Linked DNA regions of Homo sapiens: region 1 is linked to region 2. The links are chromatin loops, found by intact Hi-C in ENCODE. Cell type or tissue: A673. All regions are shown on one strand.

What was found. A loop is a pair of places that touch in the nucleus more often than their neighbours do. Peaks named below come from ENCODE experiments on the same cell type or tissue, not always from the same donor. Only the 100,000 strongest peaks of a DNase experiment are listed, where the experiment ranks them.
Region 1: a loop joins it to region 2, with 6 times the contacts of the local background. A loop is called at or near these places in 10 of 110 quality-filtered maps.

The regions. Positions count from the first base shown.
Region 1 is chr2:176,975,054-176,983,053 of GRCh38, forward strand. No RefSeq gene overlaps it. Among named protein-coding and RNA genes, the nearest start is that of MIR4444-1, 230 kb to the right of the region's middle. In A673, a CTCF peak has its summit at 4,041; a DNase peak (open chromatin) is centred at 5,238; H3K4me3 peaks cover 675 bases; H3K27me3 peaks cover 1,088 bases.
Region 2 is chr2:177,144,777-177,152,776 of GRCh38, forward strand. The region is part of intron 1 of LOC105373760 (a long non-coding RNA gene); the gene reads right to left. Among named protein-coding and RNA genes, the nearest start is that of MIR4444-1, 64 kb to the right of the region's middle. RefSeq lists an enhancer at 3,599-4,322. In A673, CTCF peaks have their summits at 2,555 and 4,328 (motif pointing left); DNase peaks (open chromatin) are centred at 2,515 and 4,305; H3K4me3 peaks cover 963 bases; H3K27ac peaks cover 1,213 bases.

The DNA.
Region 1 (8,000 bases), 170 kb before region 2:
TACATTTTTCTAGCTGTGGTATCTTGAACATGTTACTTAATCTCTGGGAGCTTCAATTTCCTCATCAGGTAAATGAAAATAATAACATCTACATGTCAGGGATGTTGAAAAGATTAAATGAGATAATGAGTATGAAAACATCCAATAGTTGGTGATGAGTTTCTCCTACAACCCCAGTGACAAATGAGCACACTTTTCAAATTCCCAGAGCATGATTACACCACCAGACTGTTGAGCCACTTTGTATTATCAATCTTTTTTGTGTCTGTCTTCACAACCTACTTAGGATCAGAGAATGTGACAAACTTCTTTACTGCTTCCTGATACCTGACACAGTGTCTGACACATTATTGTCCATATTGGGAGGAATGGTGAATCTGCTTAATGATCCTTGATGCCTAACAGTTGGCATTAGTAGTTTAGAGATTTTGCTGAATTTGGAGACTCATCTAACATTCAGGTTGTTCTCCTGAGCTTTAGACACAAAAGCAGATGGAGAGTTTTCTCAGAGTGTCTTGCTCCTTTTATTTCTGTTGTTAGCTAGTTTAAGTCCAAACGCAGTCACTAAAAATATTCATATTCAAGTATTATCCTCTTAATGTCACATTGCTCTCTATACTCAATGACTATGGATCATTTTTAAAGACCAAACCAAATGGAGTATTTTTATAATACAACAATAGGCCCTCAGAATAGGAAACCAAGCAGAAAGTTAAAAGGTTAATGAAGGCCCAGCGCAGTGGCTCATGTCTGTAATCCCAGCACTTTGGGAGGCCGAGGTGGGTGGATCACCTGAGGTTGGGAGTTCAAGACCAGCCTGACCAACATGGAGAAACCCATCTCTACTAAAAATACAAAATTAGCTGGGCATGGTGGTGCATGCCTGCAGTCCCAGCTACTCGGGAGGCTGAGGCAGGAGAATCGCTTGAACCCAGGAGGCGGAGATCGTGCCATTGCACTCCAGCCTGGGCAACAAGAGCGAAACTCCATCTCAAAAAGAAAAAAAAGTTAACGAAGAGTCAGTCCAATCCTACCATCCTTCATTTCAGCTAGCATTCTAAGGTAGTAATTCAGTAACCTCACAAGAATGAGAATTGCAAGCCTATGATTTTGAAGAAATAACTGAGGGTAAAGAATTTACTTTTCTAGGCCATTCCATTGCCAAATTTGTTCTCAAGCAAGTGCAACTTCAAGAAACCTTCTAGGAACCTTCCTCAAGAAGCTTCAGCCCACTTTACAAATCACTGTGCAGCCAATAGCCCCCTCTTCTGCAGGAATCATTTATAGTTCCCTAAATCAAGGACCTTCCACAGTTTAATAAAACTTTCTCCTGAATTATAACAGGAGTCATAACTGACTTCATCTAGACTAGGCATCAGCAACCCAAAGCCTTCATTGGACTCCACTCATGATTTCAGAGAGGGCAGGAGCCCTGGTGCTTGGGTACCCAGCCTGATGCCTCACTGCTGCCCAGCACGGTTCTCTCCCAGTGCCAGAAATCTGAAGACAACCCACTGCAGAAACAACCTCCCTACTGATGTCAAGCTCAGGGGGCATCTTGTTCCTGCTCTGATGAAAGAACATAACCATTTTCCAAGAGACTGAAAATGACCAAAGGGAATCAACTAAAACACACATTTATTCACCTTCTATATAAACTCATTCTGAGTTGCAATTGCTTCATGTGGAAAGAAACCAGGGTTTTCCCAATAGGAAATTCAGATGGACTAGGAAGGTGGCAGGGACAAAGAGACTAACAGGTTGGCAAGATTCTCAGGACACATTTGGATGCAATTGCTCATTCTTTTTGTTTTTCCAGGAAAAGCTCCAGCAACAGGGAAGAAACCTCTTCTTGCCCCTTCCAGTAAATTCTCCTTGTAACCCATTGTACCTCCCCAGAGACGTTTAGAGACCGACATTCATTTAATTGCTTGAAAAGCCCAAACCAAACCAGAGTCACTGGAGCTTAGCCCACTGTTTGTTGGCTGTCTGCAGATTTACAATTTAGCACCATGTGGATCTTCCGAGCCAAACTGTTAGAAATCTAAGGGGCTCATTCTATGCCACAAAATACAATGGGCAAGAGCAGGAAAAGCTTCAAAGTCCCCAGAAGGCATCAAATCCAATTACATTGCAACACGTGTGCAGCCCTTTAAGCTGGCCATTAACATTTGGAAAATTCTTCTGGTAAATGTCTTCATATCCAATTTAGCCTTCTTTCCCCTACTCTCTACCACCCTCATTTCATAGACAGGCAACAGTAATGAGCTATATAATGTAACTCTTTAAACGAAGAATGTCATCACTTAAAAATACAAGAGAGCAGTACATGTTGTATATGTCTACAAACTGCAGTTGCTGTCTGTTAGAGTTTGTAGCAACTTTTAAATCTGTCATCACAGCATGAATTTCATACTAAGCTCCTTCCCGGTGCTCGAGCCAGGAAGCAAAAGGGGAACAGGCTGTGTCATTTATGGGCAGACAGGTATTGGGTCAAGTGTGACATCACACTCTGCTCAGGCCATAATGAGGTGAAAAAGCGAGACTGCAACAACGTGGCAGTTTGTTTACTGGGAAAATTTAAGTGGGTCTGTGTTTGGAGTTAATATAAAACTGAAACAAAGGACATGGATCACGGAATTTTTTTTTTTTTTTTTTGAGACGGGTTATGCTCTTGTTGCCCAGGCTGGAGTGCAATGGCACGATATCGGCTCACCGCAACCTCCACCTCCCGGGTTCAAGCAATTTTCCAGCCTCAGCCTCCCAAGTAGCTGGGATTACAGGTGTCTGCCACCATACCCGGCTACTTCTTTTTTTTTTTTTTTTTTTTTTTTTTTTTTTTTTTTTGGATTTTTAGTAGAGACAGGGTTTCATCGTGTTGGCAAGTCTGATCTCGAACTCCTGACCTCAGGTGATACGCCTGGCTTGGCCTCCCAAAGTGCTGGGATTACAGGCATGAGCCACCACGCCCAGCCGGATCACAGATTTTTAACAGCTCCAAACAGAGGAAAAAGGAAAAAGAGAAGAGACGTTTAGAAACTTAGTAAAACACACAAAGAGTCAAAGGATCAAAACGGGCTCCAAGCAGGCTGGTCTGTTGGCATTTTTACTGGACACATTGTTCACTCAAAATATCAGCACATCAGCCTACAGTCTAATTTTTCTTTCCTACCCATGGTTAATATTTAATCAGGGAGGATAAACTAGACCTAAAATGGGTGTGTGCATGTATGTATATTTTTTAAAAATATAGCTGACATGTTTAATACTCTGGCAGTCTTGATCAAAAATTTTCTATTCAAAGGTGGCAGGAATATAACCCCACATATCACATTTCCTCAATTCTTTTTTCATCCACACTGATATTGGGATACCATGATCAATTTCTATTTCTCCATATAATTACCTATATCAACACATGAATTTATAAAGAACCAAAAAGTACAACATTAAGATATATATGGCAAATAAGACAGGGTGAAAAAACTTTCAAGACCCAACTTTAGGCCTGGTGTGGTGGCTCGCATCTATAATCGCAGCACTTTGGGAAGCCCAGGTGGGAGGGGCATTTGAGCCCAGGAGTTTGAGACCAGCCTGAGCAACACAGCAAGACCCCATGTCTAAAAAATTTTTTTAAATTAGCCAGGCATGGTAGTCCATGCCTGTAGTCCCAGCACTTTGGGAAGCAGAAGTAGGAGGTTCACTTGAGGAAAGGAGTTTGAGGCTGCCATGATAGTGTCACCTGGGCAACAGAGCAAGGTTCTGTCTCTGAAAAAAAAAAATAGTAAAATTTTATTTTACACTTTTATGTATTTATTACACCTAATGTGAGCCCCATTCTCAAGGAGTACACGGTCTATAGGGAACTTTTATAAACAACTTACTATATGACAAGGCAGAGTGAAATCAGTACAGGTGCTAATGGCAACCCAGAAGAAGCCATTAAATCCACCTAAAATTATTTTATCTTCTGCAGAAAGAATTCCTACTCCAAAGTAGCTTCTTTTCCTGCATATCAATAAAGCAAAAGGTTCAAGACATTCCCGCCGGGAGGAGCCAAATACTTACAGAATCTAAGTCCCTACTCAAGTGAGAAAGTCACAAAGCTTCACACCATTGAAGTCCCCATAGAATTCTCTGGAGGAGCTTATTTTTCAAATTGTTCTGAATAGTTCTACTTCATCTGAGTGAGAAATTTATTCTAAGAGAAAAACTCCTATTGTAGGACTAAAAGTCTACAATTACCCTTGTGTTCCTAATTTTCTCAGCTCGAATCAGACTCTCCAGTAGCATTGGCCGAAATTTTACCAATTCTTCCCCTTTATGGAAATATTGGTTTCTTTCCACAAGTCCAATCACAAGCCCAATATTAATTGGACCCATGCTTTTTTCCTAATTATGGGCCTATTAGAAATCCTCCCCATCTCCGTGGTGATCATATCGCTCTTCATCGGCTGTAAGTTAACCCCTCTTTTGCTGTTTTCCACCTGGTATAGATGCCATTTGACATACCCAGATGCTTAGGCTACTGATTTTTCATTCTCTATCAATAGGGTAACTGGACTGCTTGATTTTTCAAATAATCAGAATAATAAAGTGGTTAAGGGTGTAATCCCTAGAATTTGTTTTTTTTTTTAAAAAAAGGTCTAATCTCAACTGTACCATGTTCATCTGTGTTACCTTTGACAAATTATTTTACCCCTCTGAGCCTTAGTCTATTCACCCAGAAAATGGGAAGAATGAAACACCTTGAGTGAAACTGTTGTGAAGATTAAACGGTACGTGAAGTACTTAGTACAACTGCAGCTCACGGTAAACATTCAATCGGTTAGTTGTTAATGAAATAATAATTATATAATGAAGAGAAGATGGTAATAACAATTATATGATAATCATGTATTATAATCATTCTTGGTAGAAGCTCATGGGGTAACATTATCCAAAACCACAGTCTTTTCTCTAGTTAATTCTATTTTAAGACCCCAGTATCTTCAATCTCTCTACCTGTAGGGAAAAATAGTGGAGAAGGAGAAAGACAATGGAAACAAAATGCAGAGACAGCCAATCAGTCAGCAAAGCCCCCACCCCATGTGCGTACAATCAGCACCAGCTGTAGTCCAATTAAACTTAATCTAGTCACATGCTCATGTGCTCCTCAGAAATTAGAGGAAATCAATTCAAATGCTAATGAGAAAGTCCATAATTTATTATCTGCTGAGGAATGCATGTTACATTAATTTTAACTGTAAACAATTATTTTTATTGCAAGATTAATTACCCTATCTTATACAACTTCCTTTTTTCATATTCTTTTAAGGAATTAGTTTTCAGTTGCTGTTTTGTGGCTCTGTCACAGTTCTTTAGCTTGAGAAAAGTATAATTAATTTAGGAATGCTGCAAATGTTGTTTTCTATTCTTCTGCCAAAAGAAAGTGGGATAAATGGCTAGGTCAAGCATGGAGAAAAATAGCTACAGCTTCTGGCCAGGATGAAAAGACATTAGAACTCAGAATGGAAGTTGGGGGAAACCACACAGAATTTAAAACGTGGGTTAATGTTGGTCAGTTCTAACCATAACATTTCTCAAAGGCTTCAACAAGCAAATCCAGTCTCAAAATTATTTCAAAGTCTCTGAAAGTCAACAAGAACTGCATGAGCTAGACTTTTCAGAGCAAGAAAGAGACTAATCATTTTTTTTCTTAAAATAGCATCAAGGCCTGGATGTATACATTTTGGTTGGAGTGACTGTTCCTTTGAGCAATCAGAAACGAATGAAATTTGCACTGTCAGAATTCTGCTCCCTTGACAAAGCTGCCCTCACCCTGACTTGACTCCCAAGGTGAATGAATATTCAATACAGTCACTTGTGAAAAATTATTCTTTAACCAATCACTTCTCAATATGGAGAATAGGATTTTAGGTAGTTGCTAGCACTCGTAGGGTTGATAGTAAGTATTCTATTATTTCTAATGAATCATTTACTTGATTTTTATGCTTTCTAAAAGTTAAGCAGGTCCATTTCCTTTATGGACACAACAAGGCTTAGCATTTTAAAGGTAAATATTTATGAAATACCAAATCCATTAGTTTACTTGCTGGCACTTTCTTAATTTAAACTTCCAAGTGAAAGTAACTGCGAGTCATCTATTAAAATTAAATTAGTCTAAATTAAATCTATAAGCCTAGTTGTTGATTTCAGTGGGAATTTGGTTAGAAAAATAGGTAAGAGAATTGAGCCTAGGGAAGGTTCAACTGCTAATTACTTGTAAAAGTTTAGGCTTAAAGAATAATAAGCATTTAACCAGGAATATAAATAGAGGAAGAAGTGTTGGTTCTGAAGATCCCAGGCTATACCCTTAGAGATAGGTTCAGTTATGACTTCCTGTCAAGGAGATTAAATCCTAGTTCATCCTAATGTGTTTCAAACTGGTCCTTTCTTAGAACAATGGCCTTGGAGGCCATCAGGCACATACAACAATCAGCTGGCCAGGAGTAGGTAGGATGAAAAATAATCTTTCCTATGAGCAACGAGCTCTCAGCACTCCACACTGTAAATTCAAACCAAAAAGGTAGGGGGTGAGGGTTGTTCTTTTTGCAAGATTTTGTGATTTTTATTGCATATTTTGGCAAGTTCCTACCAGAGGAGCATGTGCTACTTATCAGAATCACATATAGTAGCTACGAAAACCAGAAAGTGGTTGGAAGGGACAGACCGCGGTGACACAGGTTACACCTGGTTTTAATTTGATTGTCAGATGTCATAAGGGTGGACTTATAAGATTAAACCTCATTTCTGCTCTAAACCTATAGGGAATTATTACTGATTTATTTTAGCGAAGAATGTTTCATGCTCGTGATTTCCATTCCAATTTCTCTCCTTAATAAAATAAGATGTCACATGTCAAGCTACATCGTAGTGAATTATTTCAACCACCCAAAGCCATTCAACTCTGCTTGAAAATTTGCCATAAAGCCAAGATCTGTCACAAAGCATTTGGATTAGTTACCCCTGGAAAACCCTCCTACTATCAGGCAAACTGATGGGCAGCACATTAGAAAACCATGAAGGGTTGCCATGCTTCTCACACCAGAGAACTCTTTGGTTCAATACTCATCAGTGTTCTATGACCCCTTGAATTACTCAGTGCCTGGATTCAAGTTCCTCTATTTTTTTGACCAAACCAAAGCAATCTTACCATGGGCCATACTTGTGGTAGGTTTTATAAGAGTTTCATCTTTCCCAAGCTGTAAACCTCTGCATCAAGTTCCACAGAATGCATGGGAAAGGGCTTTTATTAATTTTAGAGACTTCATATAATAAATGCTTGCATCTTATTAAAGCCCCTGACTGATGAAGTGCAGGATAGGCAGGCATTCAAAATCCAAGCCACAGGTTTGCATTTTGAAAGTTTGTCTTGCTCTCGGTGTGTTTCCCTACAGTCCAGAGCAGGGGGAACACTCAAGTGAACTCTCTGCCTACATAGGATGACTGGGGACATCCCCAACTCTAATCAATTACAGATTAATTTCACACCTCCCAAACCAATGTGCTTTAAAAGGGAACTATCTTAGGGGGAGTCTATAGATCATAAATGTGGTGAATGTGTCTGAGGACCCCCATCTGCAAACACATATGCATTCTATATGTAATGTCCTACTCCGTAGTACTCTTCAAGACAGGTTCTCTTCTTTATGGTAAATACATGTGGAATGTCCTGCAGAACCTCAGGATTTCATTTCTTCAATATTGTTGTGTATAGGAATTAAAAGGAATTAGGAGAAACACAGAGATACTGTGTGAAGCTTCCTCAAACTGTTTCTTTGACTATTGGGAGGCAGGAAGCCCCAAACATCTCATCAGAAATAATTGTCTTTCATTATTTCCATTAGAGAAAGTCAGTCTTTAAAAGGACAGTGATTTGGAACTGGTTCAAGGAAGCATCTTTAGATCCTCAGCTCTCCTGAGCTTCACCAATTTCTGGTCATACTGTGGTCATTCAA
Region 2 (8,000 bases):
GAGCAATGGCGTGATCTCAGCTCACTGCAACCTCTGCCTCCTGGGTTCAAGCGATTCTCCTACCTCAGCCTCCCGAGTAGCTGTGATTACAGGCATGCACCACCACGCCTGGCTAATTTTGTATATTTAGTAGAGACAGGGTTTCTCCATATTGGTCAAGCTGGTCTCCAACTCCCGACCTCAGGTGATCCCCCGCCTCAGCCTCCCAAAGTTCTGGGATTACAGGAGTGAGCCACCACGCCTGGCCAATAATTTTCTAAGTGTAATCTTATGTGAGTAAATTAAATTTCCTTATCAAATGCCACTGAACTACCTGAATGTTTGCTTATTAATCCCATAATTTAGTGTGGCTTAACAATAGCCTGGATAATTGATTTAGACTATTTTTATATTAGGAAAACTTGGCAATTGTTATTGCATTTCAGATAAAAAGAGTTTAGGTTGACAAGTTAAGTCTCACAGCATCACCGCGACACCTTCTGGAAGTATATCTATGTGAGACGGAACAAGTCAACCTACTACTAATCCAACAGAAATCTGTCTGGGAGAAGGGGAGTGAGGAAAGGTGTCGGTTTGTTAGCATGTAGAGCAAGCAGCCTACTAAAGACTAAATTATTGCTTTCCATCACAAAGACACTTACCCATCCTCAAGTTGACCACCATCTTGTTCTCTGTGAAAGACCTGGCTGGTAGATTGGGCCGCCTCACTAGCATCAAATAAATATTCCTTACCAGCCACAAAGGGAAAATATATTGAGCCAGATTAGTAACATTCTAATAGAAAATGTGGCATTTTGAATGAGGAAAACTACTTCAGTGAAAAAATTTGGTAAGATGCCCACAATGAGCAAAGAACCTTAAAATGCAAGAGATTCTCCAGTGGAAAATGGCCTAATCTTTATGAACTAACTGCTACACAAAAGGCAAAAAGTCAACACAAAAATTGACATTTAAAAAATCTATTCGCCAATAATATTTTGCAAAGATATTATACACACACGCACGCACACACACACACACACACACACACACAGTAAAGGAAATATAACTGATGAATGATGCTGAACTACTTTTGTAGCTGTTTAACAGTTACAATCTTGGGGTCTATGTATGCACAAAAACACCAAGTAACCAAATGATTCAGTTAGACATTAAGCAAAGAAAGTCAGTGAAACTTGCTGTATGATCTGAACAACTATTTGGGCACCCAGGCAAAGAGGTAAATTCACCACTTATATATAAATGAAAAAGACAGGGTCAGTAATATGCTTGTTGTGATGCAGATTAGGGAAGGGTAAAAAATGTCTTAAATGAACACTTCAATTCTGGTATATGATTACAAAACTAAAATCCCTGCAGTATACACAAATACAATTGCCTAACTTCAAAGTCCCAGGAAGCACCCACAAGGAAAAAACACACTCTGATTTTAATGTCTTCCTGATCCCCTCAAATGGCCTAATATGTATAATATTGAAAGTCAATTCTGTAGCTTCTCAAGGGTTAAATTCTTTGTTGCAAATAACTCTAAAAAAGTATCCCAGTAAGAATCAGGCTTAGACTAGTTCAGCAAGAGGAACCGTTCCATAATGAGGCTTGGCCTGGACCAGTCCCAGGAGAATTAATTTTGTGCCGTAGAACACCTAGATAAATTAGTTTTGCTTTAAATATCGAGTCCTAAAAGAGTTAAAAGAGGGAGAATATCAATCAATAATTTTTAGATTAACTACTTTGTATATGACAAAACAAAATTAACTTTGGCATTATAACCACTTTCTCTCGCATTTCTGATAAGCCCCAAGTTTAAAATAAGTAATTAGAGATTTAAAAACCAACCGAATATGTGCATTTGTTTCTTGTTACAAAATACTAATTCACTGCCTAGTTTGTAAAAAAAAAAAAATTACTCATACATTTTGCAAAATTACAAATATTGTTATTTTTATTAAAATAATCACACCTGAGAAGAATTCAGAAAATATGTAGACAAATTCCTGTAGGGTTTTTTTCATGGAATTGCTAAAGGAATTAAGCTTTAAAATTAAGTGAAAAATAATATTTCAGTTAACAAAGTTAGGTTCTTGAAATTATATTTTCATTGATTAATTCCTTCCAATGTCTACCCATTACTTCTCTTTTATAAAATTTATTTGTATTGAAACATTTGTGCAGAATTAAAATCATACCTACAAATGATAACAAATTTAACCTAAAACTCCCTTGTGTTTTAAAGGCTTTTTCTGGTTAAATGCCTACCAGAAAGGCAAATACAAAATTCATTTCCATAAGAGATGAAATCAGGCTTTTAACCTAGCCAATTGCCCATATAAACAATCTTCAATATTATTTGGTCATCATTTGGTAATTAAAATGGAAAATCACAACCATGCTGAATTTACTCCAGGTGCCAAAAAAGTTATTTAGCAGATAACTAGAGATAGAGAAAATGTCTCTTTAACAGATTCTTTTAAGAATACATCTACAAGAAGCATCTGGCTTTCAAACAGTCATAAAAACGAGAAGCAGTTGAACAGTGGCACCCAGAGGTGAAAAGTATATTGCTTCTAGAGATTTATATTGTTAACTACAATGTTTTTTAGTCATCCTTTTTTTCACTTCCAGATTTGTTTCTAGTATCATACCAGAAATCATTTTTTCTTTGTTGCATATTGAAATACCATATTTTAATAAATAGAAATAAATGTTTCGTTTTAGAAAAAGTACTTTCTTTATTAAATTGCATGCCAATTTCCCTCCTTCAAAACAATAAACCAACTGAACACCAGGCAAAATACCTTCCATAGTTGAATATCATGTTCACTCATCTACTTCTAGCCTACCAAAATTATTAGCAAAGATATTTTTAAGAAATACCTCTGTGACTACTACACAATTTCCATATACTCCAAGCTACATTTGTGCTAAAGATGTTTTTGTTGGACCATCGCGTATCCCTGAAGAGATAAACCTGGGGAGATTTTTAGAATTCCATACTGAACCCCCTCCCATTATTATGATAGCAGAGGATGGAAATGGGAATAAGAATGCTGGACAAAAGAAAAGGGAATAAAAATACTTTTTTTTTAATTCCACAGGAAGTTTAAAAATAACAAAATCTATTTTGACCAAAATCAAAACGCGCCTGCCGATTTTAATTAAAGCAGCTCTATACCTTTGAACCAGCCAACAAGCAGCTGCAGTAAGCATTTGGCTGGCTCTGAGTTCCTAAGCTAAACTGCAGAAAAACGCCTCCTCCTGGATCTAATCACCTTCGGGCGCCTCAAATAAACCTTAGCGTGTGGGGCCAGCACAGGTCAGTTTTTTAAGAGCCTCCGTAGAACAGGGTCTTATTTTTGTTCCTGAGCTGAAATGCACACATGCACTTAGCAGAGAAGGTTTGCCTAATCTATCACCGGTTTTCGTCTGTTTCTGGGTTTCCATTACCTTTTGTCAGACGTTTTCTCCAAGATCCTCGCTGCTTTCTTTTTAATCACCTAAGAAGCAACATTGATGTGACAAGCTCCAGAAAAAGGCTCGTCCTTTCTTATCTGCATCTTCAGCCTAATGATGAGGAATGGGTTCCATAAACTTGAAAAAGGCAGGAAAATGCTGCCAAAGTCATTATCCACTACTTTAAATTGGAAAGAAAAAAGCTGTCCCTTTTTAGAAGAATGGTAATAACGTATAAAATAATTGTACAAAGCCTACAGCGTTTCATATAAGAAAGGAAATTGCCCAATGCAATTTAAAAGAAAAACAAAATACCTTCATTTCCCGCTATCTGAAATCTACATCAGAATGTACCCTCGATTTTGCATATGAAGCAGAGTGCTCAATTGCCTGCCAGAAATGAGAGCGAATTATGCCTGCACTCAAGTTAATATTGAAATAATCTCCCTCTTTTTGATACCTTCCTCTCGTCCCTTTTTCCCCTTCCGTACATTGCAGTGTCATTGCCTAAATCAATCTTTGGGCATTAAAGGTAGCTTCTGGGGAGCTTCTCAGTCGCCAGCCTGCTACTTGTCGGGGGCATCGGCTATGAACTGCAGCTGGATGGATGCCTGTCTGCCTGCTCGTCTTTAAGTCTCACGAAGCAAAACCGCAGGCTTTCTCGTACTCAAAACCACACCATCATTGTCCATATTCGGGTATTTCATTACAGTAACAGTTTGAAGGACACCAGGCTTACAGCCTTTTGGAGCAGACGGTAGGGAAGCTGCTCCACATGGATCATATTGATCTCTCCAACCACTCCTCGAACATCCACAGCTGTTCCAAGATTTGCGCCCAGCGGAGACGAGACGCGGCAGTAGACCTGGGCGCCACCTAGTGGATTCTATTGACCTGGGGGAGTCGTCAACGCGTGGTGAGGTATATAAGCTTCAGGGAACAATCCCTACAGCCAACCTAGAAAATACTAACTATAGTCGAAGCAATAGGGAAGGAGTCTTATCTTTAAAAAAAAAAAAAAAAAAGTAACAAGAAGATGACAAAAGAAGCAAATGATTCAAATGACTGACAGGAATTTCAAGAGTGGTTTTTCAATATAAATTTCAAATCTCTGAAATGTCAAAGTGCTTTATTATTTATATCTTTATTAAGAAAAGGAAAATATAGAAAGTTTATTTTGCCAAAATATTACCACTTTTCTTTAATCTGCCAGATTGGTCACATTTTGCCTTAATAAGTTTATAATTCAGTAAGCCAATCCAAATGGAACTGAATTTTTATTTTTCCTACCATCTAATAAATATGAGTCTTAAGAAAAGCTGTTTATAAAATATTCCACCAATTATGTCTCCCTTCTTCACCCATTCCATTCACAGTTTCCATTCCTATTATCCCCCAAAAGAGGTCGTACTCATTTTTCCTTCTATTCTTTACATGCACACATTTTCTGGAAGAAAGAACTTCAATTTTCTTCGTGGCAAAGTTGTGGCTATTACCTCGTTTGAGATCAAATTCAAAATACAATTCCTAGAAAGTTGTACCTTCAATTGATCCACATTCTGCAATCACTTCCTACTTTATGTTTTCAAATATATTTTATTTAACATTGCCACTTGATCATAATTTTCTAATTGTCTTACCTCCACAAATTGTACTTTTGTCTGATCCACAACCTCTGCCTCAGAAGAGGAGCCTATTAAATGTTGAATAAATAGCTATAACATAAGCAGATAACTATCTCTGACAAGATTTGTTAATAAATACTCTGGTTATTCTACCCTTTGGATGTGCTAAATATATCAACAACAACTAACATTTATTGAGGTTTTTTACTTGATGGTCACAATGGCCCTATTAAAATAGATACTACTATTATCCTTATTTTATAATTGAGGAAAGCTACTTCTAGAAGGTTAAGAAATTCACCACATTGACATGGGCAGTAAGAAGTGGAACTGAAATTTGAACCTGGTCTTTCTGACTCCAGAGCCTATACCCTGAACTTCTATACTACACTGTGTCTATCTTATATGTTGTTATTAAAATATATGATACACTATGATCTTATTACTGGTTGTATTATATTTTGATGATTCACTTTATAAAAGTAAATATTTCTAGTTTTATCCCCTGCAAAATAAGTTATTTTAGATAGTTGCTAAAATTATTCAAGTTGTTAATATTTTTTACCACGTTTGGTCTTTAAAGAATGAACTTACTATAATCAAAAGATTTGCACAAAGGAAGGAAAAGAAATTACTTTACTGATCAAAGGACCGATGCAGGAAAATATGCAAGCTGACTGCATTTCGCTAAGATTGCAACAATGAAGTGGAAGAGCTAGGGGAAATGGGAGATCTGGTAATAACTGTTTCTTTGTTTTTTCAGTTCACCTGACCTATTTAAACATTTTAATTTAGAAATGCTCCTCAGACTTCTCAGGTTTGGTCTCATGAGTAAGCAAATCAGGAACCCACAGGAACCACTTGTCAGGTTTCATTTCAAGGGAATTGGAAAGGGATCCTGACCTCCTAAAATATTTAAAGATGTTTAAAATCACATTCTTAGACCTTCTTGAACAGAAAAATGAACTTTTAAAAAAAGAGACAACATCGGTCACAATTGTTCAACACTAGAAATAACCCACAAGTCCCTAAAGAATAAAATAGCATGGCAAATAACATGGTAAATTCACGTAAGGAAATATTATTCAGCATTGAAAATGAATGCACTAATGCCACACTCAACATGGATGAATCGCAAAATACAATTTTGAGCAAAAGCAGCAAGACACAGAAGAATACAAATGATTCCACTTACATAAAGTGCCAAAACTGGTTCTGTATTTCACAATAAAAATGCAAAAGAAGTACATCCAATGGTCATTTCAAAATGCATCCAGAAAAAAAACATAATAAGCTGTGCCCATCATTTATGTTTTGGTGAAAATAAGTCTATCAGCTCCATGATTGCAGTCTTGAGAGGGAAGGAGAGAAGAGCAAAGCATGAAGACTGTAAATTCTAGAAGAGAGTAGTGGTGAGACTGTGAGCTCTGGAATCACACTGACCTGGATTTGAACTAGAGCCCTGCCATTTAATGACTGTGGATCTTGGGCTGGGGTATAAATCTCTCAAGCTCTTTGTTCCCCACCTAGAAAATAAAGATCACAGTGGGCCCAACATCATAGGGTCATTTTGAGGCTTACAGCACGCACTAGTTTTCACTAATTGTCCAATAAGTGTTTTTTTTCTTTCCCGAGATTGGAAGTAGAGGAGGAAATCAGCACAGGGAGTAGCAAAGGAAAACACTGGGCACTCACTGTGTTTCCTTCCCACTCACCCTTGGGTCACTCCTCCACCCCATGGGCTTCTCTGTGAACCACTAACACTTGCTTCTCTAGCAAGAGTCACCAGAGATCTTGTTATTCAACCCAATGAATATCTTTTCTCTACATCATTTGATACTATTTACTTTTTCTTCCTCCTTGAAACTTTTCTTCTCGTTTTCTTTGATAACCTGGGCTGTCCCCTTCTCACTAAAACCCCCATCATTGCCCACTATCAGGCCCTTGTCACTTTCCTCCTGTCTGCAACAGCCTCCTAACTGGTTTTCTCCAGCATGGCCCCTTTCCAACCCTCTCTCCACACTGCAGCCAGTGCATTTGTCCTAACATGTGGATCTCACCATGCCTCTTCCCCACAGCCTTATAGCAACCTCTATCTTGTTCAGCCATGGAAGATCTAGTCTTTCTATCTGTCTGTCTTCGGGCTCATCAATTACTGCACTAACCTACCCACTCTCATTTGGACCTTCTTGGCTTTCTACCACCTGTTTTCTCTACCTGGAATCTTGACCATATTACCTGCCTCACATAATGAACTTTAAAACTCAGGACAGGTCTCCCTCCCACCCACCATGCACCTCTTTCTACATTATATACCTTCCTTTGTAATCAGTACAATCTATGATCATTCTTGAACCTCTGCACTATTTACCCATGGATGGTCTACATACTCAAAAGACTGCCAACTCTGTAAAGGCAGGCACCTTTCCTACTGATCTTTCTATACCACCACCCAACAGAGTGGCCAACAAAAACCTAGTTAAGTAAATTAATGAATCAAGCAAATAATCAATGCTTACTTCACAGTTTTACAGAACTATCATCGCATCTCCTCTACTATAACTTCCTCATCTACTTCTACAGGAGAAAAGGGGTTATGTATCATATCCTTGTCTCTTAAACTCTGTCTTCTAACATTTATTGGTTATTTATTGCCATCATTATTATATTTTTCCACATCATATTTAACTAATCAAAAATTTTACAGGTATTTTAAACCTCTTGATCTTGTTCAATATGCTGTATGGGTAATTGGATAGCCATGAATCCAAATACTAACTTTACCACTGACTAACTCTGAGACCTTGAGTAAGTCACTCAACTCTGTTTCCGTTTTCCCACCTGTAAAATGAGGGTAAAAATTCCTAACCAACGGCTTTCTTGTGAAGTTAAATGAACTAAAATGAGGTTAATGTACATAAAGCA